2 separate regions of the Homo sapiens genome follow, and region 1 is linked to region 2. The links are chromatin contacts, found by Hi-C or POLR2A ChIA-PET in ENCODE. All regions are on one chromosome and are shown on one strand. The core of a region is the stretch at or near the end of the contact, and the rest is flanking DNA. Distances in the headings are between cores, read along the strand shown. Region 1 has its middle 85 kb from the start of LINC01991. Region 2 has its middle 65 kb from the start of BCL6.

The links. A loop is a pair of places that touch in the nucleus more often than their neighbours do. ChIA-PET counts read pairs that join two places held with the same protein, here RNA polymerase II (POLR2A). Pooled maps may share reads with other maps.
Region 1: a loop to region 2 is called in a pooled map, with 4 times the contacts of the local background. The contact joins two enhancer-like sites. A Hi-C loop is called at or near these places in 1 of 168 maps with a recorded cell type or tissue (mesothelial cell of epicardium) and 8 of 50 pooled maps. POLR2A ChIA-PET finds 5 or more read pairs at or near these places in 1 of 52 experiments (activated naive CD4-positive, alpha-beta T cell).

The regions. Positions count from the first base shown.
Region 1 is chr3:188,058,574-188,065,072 of GRCh38, forward strand. No RefSeq gene overlaps it. Among named protein-coding and RNA genes, the nearest start is that of LINC01991, 85 kb to the left of the region's middle. Within about 2 kb of position 2,751, at least 5 of the 41 ENCODE cell types and tissues checked have a DNase peak (open chromatin) inside an H3K27ac peak, as active enhancers do.
Region 2 is chr3:187,806,944-187,813,303 of GRCh38, forward strand. No RefSeq gene overlaps it. Among named protein-coding and RNA genes, the nearest start is that of BCL6, 65 kb to the left of the region's middle. Within about 2 kb of position 1,965, at least 10 of the 41 ENCODE cell types and tissues checked have a DNase peak (open chromatin) inside an H3K27ac peak, as active enhancers do.

The DNA.
Region 1 (6,499 bases), core at 1,501-4,000, 250 kb after region 2:
AGCTCTGCACTAATTCACTATTGAGGCCAACAGCAAGTGACTTCTCTTTGAGTGTCTAGTTCTTCAAGAGATTTGAAAAGATGTGTTTACATCTCCTTCCATACCAAGCTCCTATTTGCTGTCTTTCATATTACATACTAGTGGGACACCAAGATTCAGTAATGGCCCTTGCCCTAGAGGAGCCTGCAGTCAAATGGGAAAAATAAACACAGCTGTTGTGTACTTGCCCCGTTGTGCTAGAGTATAGCATAAGTCACCTAACACGTATTTTTTAATAAAATGATTTCATGTGGCTCCCACACGCCAAAGTTGGCAGGGAAGTCCATTTCTGGCATATTCTGGGGGGCCTTCTCCCCCACCTTAGATGGATAACCACGCACAAGAACTTCAAATAGACTTGCAAACTGGTGACCCTTGGGCCCAGTGAAGCCTACACAGGTGTTTTGTTTGGCTTATGGTGCTTTTTAAAATTTTAAGTCAACATTTAACAGCTGGGAAGTTTCTCATTAAAACCCAGATTTCTGGCTTTTCTTGAAAATGCATAAGATCTAGCAACGCTGAGTTGGAATCTTGACAATGACAACTAACATCTTAGAACTTTAGTCTTTTAGAGGGAATATACCTTTCCTATTTAGACATGAATGTTTGATTTTATCTTGAGGTGCACTATTTGAATTCAGGGGAAACAATCATACAAATTTAAAATTTTCTGTTAGGGATGTTAAGGGGGGAATTGAATGTTTTGTAATTGTATGTGTGTGTGTGTGTGTGTGTGTACTTGATTGAGAAATTTAAGTTTCTGAACTTAATGCAATGTAGGTATTTAATTTAGCCTAGCTAGGGCCCAGTATGCTTTGGTATTTCAATGGGAGAAATGTCCTAGATGAATCACTAATAAATGTTATCTTCCTTTCTCCTAAGGGCATTTGAGTTGGTGGCTCTGTGCATTACTCTGATACGCTGGTAACCAGGCTCACTAAGAAAAAAAAAATCCCCAATTTATAGTTTGCCAAATTTTGTGTGTAAGTACTCCACCATGACCGAATTCAAGGATGCTTTTACAACTGGCTTGTAGCATTTCTGGAATCTTAGCAATTAGCTCTTGCAAGCCGATACAGCAGACTCAGCACACCAAGCCTATTTAATCCAGAATATGGGAGTATAAAAATTGTGTTACTTTCCTCTCACCCTGAAGTCAATGAAGAAGAAGACATATAAAACATAAGCTTTGCCTATCTTCAGGAGAATTTTGGTCTAGATCAGGAGACAAAGCTAAAACCTTTGCAATAATCAGAAGGCCTTTTGAGAAGAATCAGTGATCTATCCAACATCTCTACTCGAGGGCCCAATAAGAATATGAAACTTACTACATCCAAAACAGGTTTCTTGGATTTTCTCTCAAAGCTGTACTGTATTTCCCCAATCTTTTTATCTTAATAAACAACCCTTCCCCCAGTTCTCAAGCTTAAAGATAAAGAATTATCTTTCATTCCTTCCTATTTCTTAACCCCCTATCCAGTTACCCCCTATCACCAGAAACAAGTCTTGTGAGTCCACCCCCAAAATTAATTGTGCACATCTCTGCACCCCACTGCAACAACCCTAGTCTAAAATAGTCCCATTAAAGCTCCTCTAGAACATTTTTTCTGCTTTCTTTCTCATTTCCTTACAATCACTTTTCCAAAAAGCAGCCAAAAGGATCTTTCAAGAATATAAATCAGATTTTACTCCCCTGCTCTTTGCCATCCAATGGCTTCCCACTAAACTCAGCAGAAAATACCAATTCCACACCATGGCCTCAAAGCCCTCTCTGATATGATCCCTGCCCTCCTTTCTGCCTTTGTCTGCACCTGCACCTCGCTACCCCTTTTCTACCCCTCTCAAGTTCTCTAGGCTCTCCCAGTTCTTCCCCGTCACTCAGTCTCCACCAGTTACTCTTTCTCTCCACCCTAAGCAGTTGCCCTGGCTGGCTCCTTCTCATTCTTCAGATGCCAGCTTAAATGTCACCTCCTCACAGAAACCTCCTCTGCCCACCAATCTAAAGTAGCTCTCCATTCCCAACCAGTAATTCCCCATTCCATCAGCCAACCAACATATACACTGTTTACCTTTACACACAGAGAGAAAATGTAAATTCCATGAGGGTAGGAGATTTCTATGCCTTGATTTTGCTGTATGTGTTATGCCTAGCCCAATGTTTAACACACAGTAGGCATTAACTAAATATTTGTTAAATAAATAAATTAATGAATACACAAATGAGTGGGTGATAAAGGTAGGGTAAAGAGATTGATGTTTCAAAGTTCCCTTCTGGCCTTAACATTTTAGGACCCTGTGGTTTCAAGAGCATAATTTTGTACTTACTGATGTGGGCTCAGCTCTTAAAGTAGAGTGGAATTTAGAGGGGAAGGAGATGAATGAAGTTGCCAGGATCCAGCAGCAGGCTGGGGAGACTCCCTGGAAGAAGTGGTAGATACACTGGGCTTTTCAGCCTTCAATATTACTTAACAAAAGGCATTTGTCATCTTACAAAAAGGTTTACCCTAATCTCCATTTCAGTTGCCAACTACTCTTCTACATTTAAAATGTGATCATGTTTATAAAAACTTGATGGGCACACTTTTCAGGAACATCTAGTTTCTAAGCTGCACTGTCCTTACATGCCCTTGGGCATAGGTGTATGCTGATTAGCAGGTTTAATTTGACACAGATAAAGAACACGAAGAATTTGCCCAGAGGCCCATTGACCCCCCCTGCTGGCTCCATATCTGAAGGAAGGATCTGTTCCATACCTCAGAGAAGACCCACTTAGGACAGGAAGTGAGTCATCTATGTTCCACAGAGGACCTATCACAGGTTGGACTATACTAAATGTGAAACAGATTAAACTGGAACAAAATCATGACATATTTGTTCCCTCCCACAGTGTGAGACGTTTCATAACCTCTTGATACTTTACCCTGATAACTTTGAGAGCTGGAGAGGTCTTCAAAAATCACTTGTATGTCTCTCTCTTGTTCTGTAGATGGGGAAACTGAGGCCAGAAAGGCTGGTGCCTTATCCAAGTTCACACAGCAGGGGTAGCAGGAGATCCCTGTCCTGAAGCCCAGACAAATATTCCATAGAAGCATACATATACAAGCTGATTTTTAAGAGAAAACCTATTGTGTCCTTTTGTTTAATCGTCATAAATAACTTGATGATCTATTTGTTTAATTTTTTTTTTTTAAAAGACAGAGTTTTTCTCTTTTTACCCCAGGCTGGAGTGCAATGGCACAATCTCAGCTCACTGCAACCTCTGACTCTTGGGTTCAAGCAATTATCCTGCCACAGCCTCCTGTGTTGCCAGGATTACAGGCGCGTGCCACCACGCAGGGCTAATTTTTGTATTTTTAGTAGACACGGGGTTTCACCATCTTGGCCAGGCTGGTCTTGAACTCCTGACCTCGTGATCCACCCGCCTTGGCGTCCCAAAGTGCTAGGACTACAGGTGTGAGTCACTGCACCTGGTCTATTTGTTTACTTTTTAATCATTGAAAAATAAAGTTTTAGCAAGTAATCTCTAGTGATACTGAGGTTTTAGGACAACTTGAAGGAATCGGCTTAAAATGTTAGAAGCTGTCACATAATAAAATAGTAAGACAACCCAGACCAACTTATAAGAAGAGGTAAATGTTATTTTAACTATCAGGAAAGAGTTATATCATTTTCAAAACAACCAGAAGAACTATTTTTTCTCATTTTAATGTCTATAGTTAGGATTCAGAGACGATCACTTGTGATTTTCAGCAACTTAAAGTTTGTATGAGATGGGAAAGCCATAGAGGGAAGCATGCCAATCTTTTAAACTGTTACACATGAAGCGTTAGAGACTGGAGTGCAGCTATTAACTTAAAAAAGGAAAGAAAGTGGTTTATGCTAGCTTTTTCAACTGTCAAATGATCAGTTGGAATTTAGAGAGTAACAGTGTTTCAAGACAGAGATACATTTAAACATCATGGTGCTTGACAGGCAAACAGGAATCATTTGCCCAATTCCTTTAGAACTAGTCTTAAAAAAAAAATGCAACAAGGCCTCTCAAATTGCAGGAGAACTAAAAAACGAACCTCACTCCCTGATTTACCCTTCCGGATCTGTATTCTCCAGAGTCACCAGCTCCTGCAGGTCTCTGGGGCCAGAGAGAGCGAGCGCTGAGCCTGGAGTGAAAGCCCTTCTGCAGGGTCAACTATGAAGCACCTTTGGAAACTTAGGCCAGTTGTCCTCAAACTTGGGGTGTCTGGGAATCACCTCAGGGGGTACTTACTACAATATAGATTTCTGGGCCCATTTCCAGAGCATCTAATTTCATAGGTTTGGAATAGCTTCCAAGAATCAACACTTTAACAAGTACTCTCGGCTCATCCTGACACAACTAGATGGTGGAACAACCATACCAAAACCTTGGCCAGCCTACGTAAATCTTCCTCTTTTCTCTGGATCTCAATTTCTACACGTGTGAAATGAGGAATATGAACCAGGATCATCTCTAAGGTCTCTTCCTGATTCGGGCAATGGAGATGATATGACTTGGGAACTGGCAGGATTCCAATCTTGCCTCTGGGTTGCCTTGGTAGCCCAAACAAGTCACGTACTTACAGAAGCATGTAACTCATGTAAACCCCGAAAATTTGAGACAGGTCTCAGTTAATTTACTTTATTTTATTTATGTTTTAAGACGGAGTCTCACTCTGTTGCCCAGGCTGGAGTGCAGTGCCACGATCTTGGCTCACTGCAGGCTCTGCCTCCTCGGTTCAAATGATTATCCTGCCTTAGCCTCCTGAGTAGCTGGGATTACAGGCACCCACCACCATGCCTGGCTAATTTTGTGTTTTTAGTAGAGACGGGGTTTCACCATGTTGGCCAGGCTAGCCTGATCTCAAGTGATCCACCTGTCTCAGCCTCCCACATTGCTGGGATTACAGGTATGAGCCACCACAACCAGCGAGGTCTCAGTTAATTTAGAAAGTTTATTTTGCCAGCGTTGAGGATGAGCACTCATGACACAGCCTCAGAAGGTCCTGACCACATGTGCCTAAGGTGGTCGGAGCACAGTTTGGTTTTATACATTTTAGGGAGACATGAGATTTCAATCAACATATGTAATATGAACATTGGCTCGGTCAGATAGATGGGAAAACTCAGAAGCAAAAGCAGGACATTTTGAAGCAGGTAGGCGGCTTCCAGGTCACAAATAGGTGAGAGACAAAAGGTTGCATTCTTTTGAATTTCTGATTAGTCTTTCCAAAGAGGCAATCAGATATGCATTTATCACAGTGAACAGAGGAATGCCTTTGAATAGAATGGGAGGCAGGTTTGCCTAATTTCCTAGCTCGAATTTTCTCTTTAGCTTAGCGATTTTGGTGACCCACAATATTTTCCTTTCACACTGAAATACAGGGACTCTTTCATACAGAGCTCAGTGTGAAGTGTGGAAGGGCTCCGGAACTTACTGCCAGCTCCTCCTCACTGTACACTACCCACTGGGTGCTGTCCATAACATGCGCTCCTCTTCTCCCAGCCCTGTTCAAAACTACAGAGCCTCAGATGGTGCTTCCCCAACCCATCATCTGTTCCCAGCAGGGATGTCTAGCGAGAGCCGGTTCCTTTGAACCTTGTGTGTTCCTCATATCTAGAATCCATCACATCCCCTCCCTCAAGCCCACTACAGGATGATGTTTCAGATTAATCGAATTGAACTACCCAGAACAAAACAAAACAAAACAAAACATAAAAAGAGAGTGAGCGCCTTAAAATTTAGAACTCAAGGCAGAGGAAATGTTTTTGGTTTTGGTTTTTTGTTGTTTTTTTTTTCTCCCTTGCCTAAGATATTCTGATGATTACATAAAGCAATTATAGAATTTCTCGTTAACATTTGTAAATGTTAAAATTGGAGACCCAACTGTTACAGCTTGGCTGGTGAAGGAGCCCCTTCCTAGCCTCTGGCTCCTCTAGACAGTGGATCTTCTGATTCTTTCCAATCCCCTAAAACTATGACCTGCCCTGGCCAAGGCTTCTCCTACATATAATTATCCAACCTTCCTTTTGGATAAATTTTGGAATTTATCCAAAAATTCCTTACTGGGCTCCAGTGTGCTCACCAGGCCCTCGCTAAGGTCAAAGACTTTCACAAATGCCTCATTGCTTCTGTATCTCAACTCTGGACCTTTGCTTTGAAGGCCCCTGGAGCCTTGCATTTTCAGGTCCATCAAGTTACTCAACTGTATTTCTTCATCTTCCTTCAAAACTTATACTTCCATACACTTTGTCAGGTGTAGAGGGTAAAGCTACTGACCAGAACACAAAATATATGGCAGAAAGGGAGGGTCCACAAGGGGAAAAACACATATTGCCAAAGACTTGCAATTCTTGAAGTACAATGGAATGCTTCTTGGCCGAAAGCCGCCTACCATGTAGGGAAGTGTCAATAATCTTTGGCTGAGAAAGCACAGTCAAGTTTATT
Region 2 (6,360 bases), core at 715-3,214:
GTTATGTGTTTATTTATGTAGCATAACCTTCCCAAACCTGTAAGCCCCTTGAGGATAGGAGCATGATCTTAATATTTGCTATATCCTTGTATCAGTCAGTTAGATGTTCACCAAAATCTTTCTTTTTCTTGAAAATAGAGCAGGGCTCATTTCAGATTCCTTTGTAGTTAGGTGTGACTGAGTTCCAGCTAATGGAACATGTGTAGAAATATATGTGCCACTTCCAGGCCTGGCTGTGAAAACCTCCCATGCACACTCCAGCATGGTCCCCCCTCCTACCAGATGATGACAAGGCCTCAGGGAGTAGTAGAGGGACGAGATGAAAGAAACCTGGCCTCTTGAATGACTAAGTGAAGGAGAGTTGCCCCAGCAACCTACATTCTCCTCCAAGACTGTTATGTGAGCAAGAAATAAGTTCTGTGTTGACTCATTACATGAGGCTACCCTAACTAAAACAATGCCCAATGCCAAGAGCAGTACCTGGTCCATAATTAGCCCTCAATGAACAGTGATTGAATGACTGACTATTACACACTTAATAATGATGTGTTCAGTGATGAAATGTCTTTTCCCAACACTCGTTCTTCATTTACTAAGCTCCCTGAGGACAAGGATGTTTTATCAATCTCTATACACTCTGTGCTTTCCACTGTACCTAAACCTCAGTAGTCATTCAATGGATGTGTGTTGCATTGAGTTTCCAGGCAATGTAAGGGAGACAATGACTGGCAAAGCATGGTCAAGATGCACGAGCATGAGGAGGTGTTAGACATGCCTGTGACCACCAATGTTGGTGCAGTTCTTGCAAGCTTACCAAGGGCTCTTCACCTGCTTCTTATTTGTAACAACAATTCTGAAATGTAATAACTTTTATAATTCCCATTTTAGACATAATAAATATGAGTTCACAAAGGGATCTTTGCTCAAGATTTTACTTTTTAAAGTGATAAAGCTAGAATTCATTCATTGTTTTGTTTTTTTTGAGAGGGATTATCACTCTGTCACCCAGGCTGGAGTGTGGTGGTGTGATCTCAGCTCACGTCAACCTCCCCCTCCTGGGTTCCAGCCATTCTCCTGCCTCAGCCTCCTGAGTAGCTGGGATTACAGGTGCCCACCACCATGCCCAGCTAATTTTTGTATTTTTAGTAGAGATGGGATTTCACCATGTTGTCCAGGCTGGTCTCAAACTCCTAACTTCAAGTGATCCACCCACCTCGGCCTCCCAAAGTGCTGGGATTACAGGTGTGAGCCACTGCGCCCGGCCCAATTCATTGTTTAAGAATACTTATTGAGTGCCTAAGATGGGCTAGTGCCCTGGCTGAATCTTCTGCACCTACTAGGGGCTTAGGAAATATGAGAACTCAAAGTTCTGAAGAAATTGGAATTACCTCCCAGAAGACAAATGGGAGGCTCCAGGCTCCAGCCGAGGACTGAGAAAATTGCCTGTGTCATGCAGCCGACGTGTTGAGCTGGGATGCCACTGCTGCTGCTGTGTGCCTTATGCAAGTTTCTGGGTGGTCTGCCAGACTCTCCTGGAATCAACAACAGCGCAGGGACCCCCTTTGCAGCTCTTCTACTTGCCCGGGCTAATGGCCCTGGCATTCTAAGTCTGCCCTTTTCCATACATTCTTTCCTCCTTTCTGTGCCAGGATTTCAGTAGATGATTTAGAGTGAGTTCCGGGCCATTTAGCTCAGAGATTTGGGTGAAAGTTTCCTCCCACCCATCCCAGGCCTCAGATAGCCCATCAGGGTATGACCAGGTCCTGTGAAGGAAGGGGAAGAAAAGCTTGTGGAGATTTTCAGGCACAGGGTAGGAGACGTTTCCTCAGCTGCTGCATTTGCCTACTGTAATCTGGCTGTACAAGGCTTGTCAATAATAGATTGGTTGAAAATGTAGGACAAAAAACTCAGGAAGACGTAACTTGCCTACACAGAGACTGCAAAGGCCCCTGGAGGGTTGCTGGCAGGCTGGATGATTTGTCGCTGCAAAGAGGGAAGGCGCTGTTGCCTGAAGGGGCAGGTGGCCGAAAGAAAAGAGGAAGATTAGATGACCAGTTCTTCACAGGGGTTCAGCCTTTACCAGCCTGGAGACACTCCTCTCTGTGCTTGAGCGCCTCTCTCTGTAAATAAATCCAGGCTGCTCTTACAGTGCAGGATGTCCCACATACCGTACATCTGAGGTGGGGTGAAATACAAATATGCCTTTTCATAATAGCTTTACACCTGGTGCAGCAGAGGACTGGTTTATTACCTTGGTAAACAAAAGTTAGAATTCAAGCAAAGTACAAACTTTGCCGAAGGCACTTCTGACAGTGCACCTTGTGTTTGTGAAGTGAACTCGATATATATACGATGTGAAGCAATGGAAGGCTGGGCTTTTTCTTTCTTTCTTTCTTTCTTTCTTTTTTTTTTTCACTTGTCTGATTTGCAAGGTTTAAAAGTTCACGTGTGTGTGTGTGTGTGTGTGAGAGAGAGAGAGAGAGAGAGAGAGAAAGGTTGGGGGAATTTACTTTGGCTCTGGCTTTTTCCAGCATTTTGAAATCATGCTGTTTAGCGTGGAAAAAAATATGTGAGCCAATTTATATTGTTTTCCAGAGAGAATGTACTTCTTGCTGCTCTCAGAGTGACAATGAGAATTTTTGGGTTGGAGACAGGGTAAACCAGTTTGGGGAACACACAAAGGAACCAGGATTTGCATTAAATCTAACTTAAATTAAACAATAAAAAATAAATATTTATTCAGTGCATTTTTTTTTGCACCAAGCACAGAACCAAAAACTTTCATCACCATTATTTCATTTAGTCTTCTCAACCGCATGAAGCAGGGATTCTTGATCAAAATATCCATTTCACAGGTGAGGAAACTGAGGCTATGGTTGCTCAAGTATTCAAGCTTGTGTGTTCTAATTCTAAATTCAGGTTTTTATGCATGTCCCCTAAGCTGTGCACGGGATCACAGACTATATGGTGTCCTGTCACTTTGCTTCTTTTTCCTGAACCCCCGCATTTTTCAGCCTTGTTCTCTGCCTCAATGAATAGTGATTGTGCCACTTCCAGGCCTGGCTGTGAAAACCTCCCATGCACACTCCAGCATGGTCCCTCCTCCTACCAGGTGATGACAAGGCCCCAGGGAATAGCAGTACTTGGGGAAATGACTGATCTTCTCCGTTCTTTGGTGTATTTCTGCCCAGATGATCTCCATACTGCTTACTTATCACCTAGTCATTTGAGCTGCCCTACGACCAGCCAGCACCTTCATGCATTCCAATACCAAGGATCTGAAACATGTGGATTAGATTTCCCCTCAAAACACACATAAGCCGAAAAGCTAAGGCAGAAAGTGCAAAGCAAGAACACATCTTATGTTTGGTTAGCTCCACAAATGCCTCTGCATTCTCCCATCCCCAGCTTGAATAAATCAGATAAGCTTCAGCAAAAGCATCTGAACTTTTTGGATTCTTTTCCCAAACAAGCCTTTGAACCTGAAGAACTTTGCCTATCTCTGCGTGTTCACTCCTCAAATGTTCAGCTGGGGCTTGCCCACTGCACAGCTCAAGCTGGTGAAATTTAACTCTTTCATCCACAGATTACTTTCCAACCCGTCTGAAGTGACAGTAAACTCATTAGGCTCATTTTCAAGAAGACTCTCTATGAATGTGTCAGCTTATGCCTGTCTCCACAGACGAAGGATTCCTTCAGGGAACATATTAAACTGAGACTAGTGAGAGGTGATGCCATTAAAGCGTTGTCAGTTCAGCAGTTTTATGGTACCAGAGCTGTGGCTGCTTGTCCTTAGCAGGATTTCAAGAGAAAGCCTCGTCTCCCTCCTCCAGATCCCCTGCTACCTCCACCCCCTACCATGGATGCATCTTTAATTGCAGTTCCTTGAGGAATGCCTTTGGCTTTATTTATTACAAGCTGTTAGAAAATTATTGGAACACAAATACTTATTACAGTGAACAGATTTCAGTTGCAAATGGATTCAACCCAATTCCTGTGCCCAAGCCCCTGAGGGAACAGGAATGGAGATCTCTGGGCTGTGAAACGAAACTTGGTCAAGGATGCTTCCTTCAGAGACTCTGCTCTGAAAACCCAGGAGAGCCAAAAAGTGGAAGGCTAGCATTTAAATGAACTGTAAAGAGCATCTAACCAACCCCTTTGTCTTACAGAGGAGGAAATGGAGGTTCAGTGGAAATAGCAAGGCCAAGGCTAAAATAGCCAGCCAACAATAGGCCTCTGCAACTCCCCGGCCAGGCATTATAGCTCTCTTCCATGCTGTCTTTTATACCCAGAGAAAGTGAGATTAAATAAAGCCAAAAAAAAATTGGCCCTAAATCCTGGCCTGGATCCACGTATCCGGGCTTTTCATTACAGCTTGTCAATACATGGCCATAGATTGAGTCCATAGAAAGATGCTCACCCCACGACAGAAGAGAGACAGGAAACCTGGAATGCTTCTGAAACATTGACTGGAAATCTTACTCAATGTTAAGAGATCTTAGTGTATCTTTACATGGTAACATTTCTAGACCAGATAGGCAACGCTTAAAGAGAAATCTATACTCCTTTCCTACTTTCAATTTCATTCTCATTAGCTGCTTTGATTTTCTTGCTGGTGACTCTCAGCTGCTATGGATCCTTATTATTGGGAAGTACAGTTAGTCCATGATGGGGTTCTAAATTGAAGTAACTGATAAAGTATGAGAATATTAGGGCTAGAAGAAAACTTAATGATACTCTGGCCATATCTTCAGTTTCCAGTTGAGTACAGTGGGTCTGAGAGAGGTTGAGTGACTTCAGGCAGGGTCACTGGGTACACTATGGACTGCAAAACATTGAATTGCCCCACCACGTGAAAGGAGGTTCCTTCCATCTGACAATGACAAACCACTTCCCTTTGTAATACTTAGGTGTCTTTTATGAATTATTAATGGATTGTGCCCAGTTCTACAGAGCCGAATGTGTATTGCAGCCTAGTCCTAACAAATCCACTGACATCTGCATGAGGTATGGATCATGAGATATCCTCGCCATCTTTTGTTTCATGGAAAGACCAGTAAACAGAAGTCAGGGGAATTTTCCAAGATTACATGGTGAGTCAGCAAAGGCTCTGGGGCAACAAGCTGTTACTGGATGAGGAATCGGAAGATACAAATTCCAGTCTTCACACTGTCTCTAATCATGTGGGAGATCTTGGGCAAGCCACTTCTGTCTCTGAGTCTCAGTTTCTTCACCCATAGAAGGGCTTTTCAGGATGGCCTCTAAGAACCTTTCAGCTTGCTGTGGCCTATGGATCTAGAATACAAGGTTCAGAGCTATTTAATGTCTAAAATATGATTGTGCAAAGCCAGAGATTGCCACAATGATACACCCTCAGAATTCTGGGTTTTGCCTCCAAAATTGGAAGTGTCTTAGCAATTTGTGTGCAAATAATAATAGTAGTAACAATACTTTTTTTTTTCTTAAATTATTTTCAAGCTCTTGGTGATTGCAGTACTTGTCTGCTTGCAAGGACAATCATATAACACAACAAACTAATAACAGACAATGAGAGAACTCAGAAATATGATATCTTTATTATTTTTACTTTTTGAAAAATAATAAGAAAAATAAATGGTATTTATGGAAAACTTACCATATGCCATGCAGTTTATATGTACCATCTGTTTTAAGATCTATGAACAGTGTTATCACGCCCTTTGTATAGATGAAGAAACTGAGATTCAATGATGAAATAATTCATCCGCTACGTACACAACTATTAAGCAATAAAGCCCAGAGTTGAAACCAGCTTTCTTGACTCCAAAGCTGATGTTTCCCACAATTACAGGTTGCATACATAAAATAATACTGCCTTGTTTGTTAGCAAAAGTGTTTTTCCATAAGAAAAGAAAATTAAATGTTCCATAAGAACATTTTATTGGACGTGACAAAGAACACCACCACGGCTTCCCTGGGATGCAACATTTGAACATCTTTGAAAACAGACCAAAAAGTTTGAGGCATTAGTCTGACTTTCCCCCAGTAATTTAGGAGGGATAGATACCTATGTCTAGAATTATTCCATTCAGAAATATTTATTAGTATGTCCATAAGATCTAGGGCCAGGTGGCCATTTCTTGTTTGGAATTTGCATAATTTCACATATGCACTAGACCTTTGTCTTGACCCACTCCCTATTTATTCAATCCTGTAATCCTCCTAGAGATATAGGGCAATATTAGAGCAGACTTGAAGAAACTGTTTCTGATTCAGAGTCTCCCCTAAGAGGGGAAGTGTGTATAAGGTCCCCTCAAAGTCATCCATACAAACAATTTCTAAGCCTATAGACCAATCCAGGACCAGATCCCGTATGTTCAT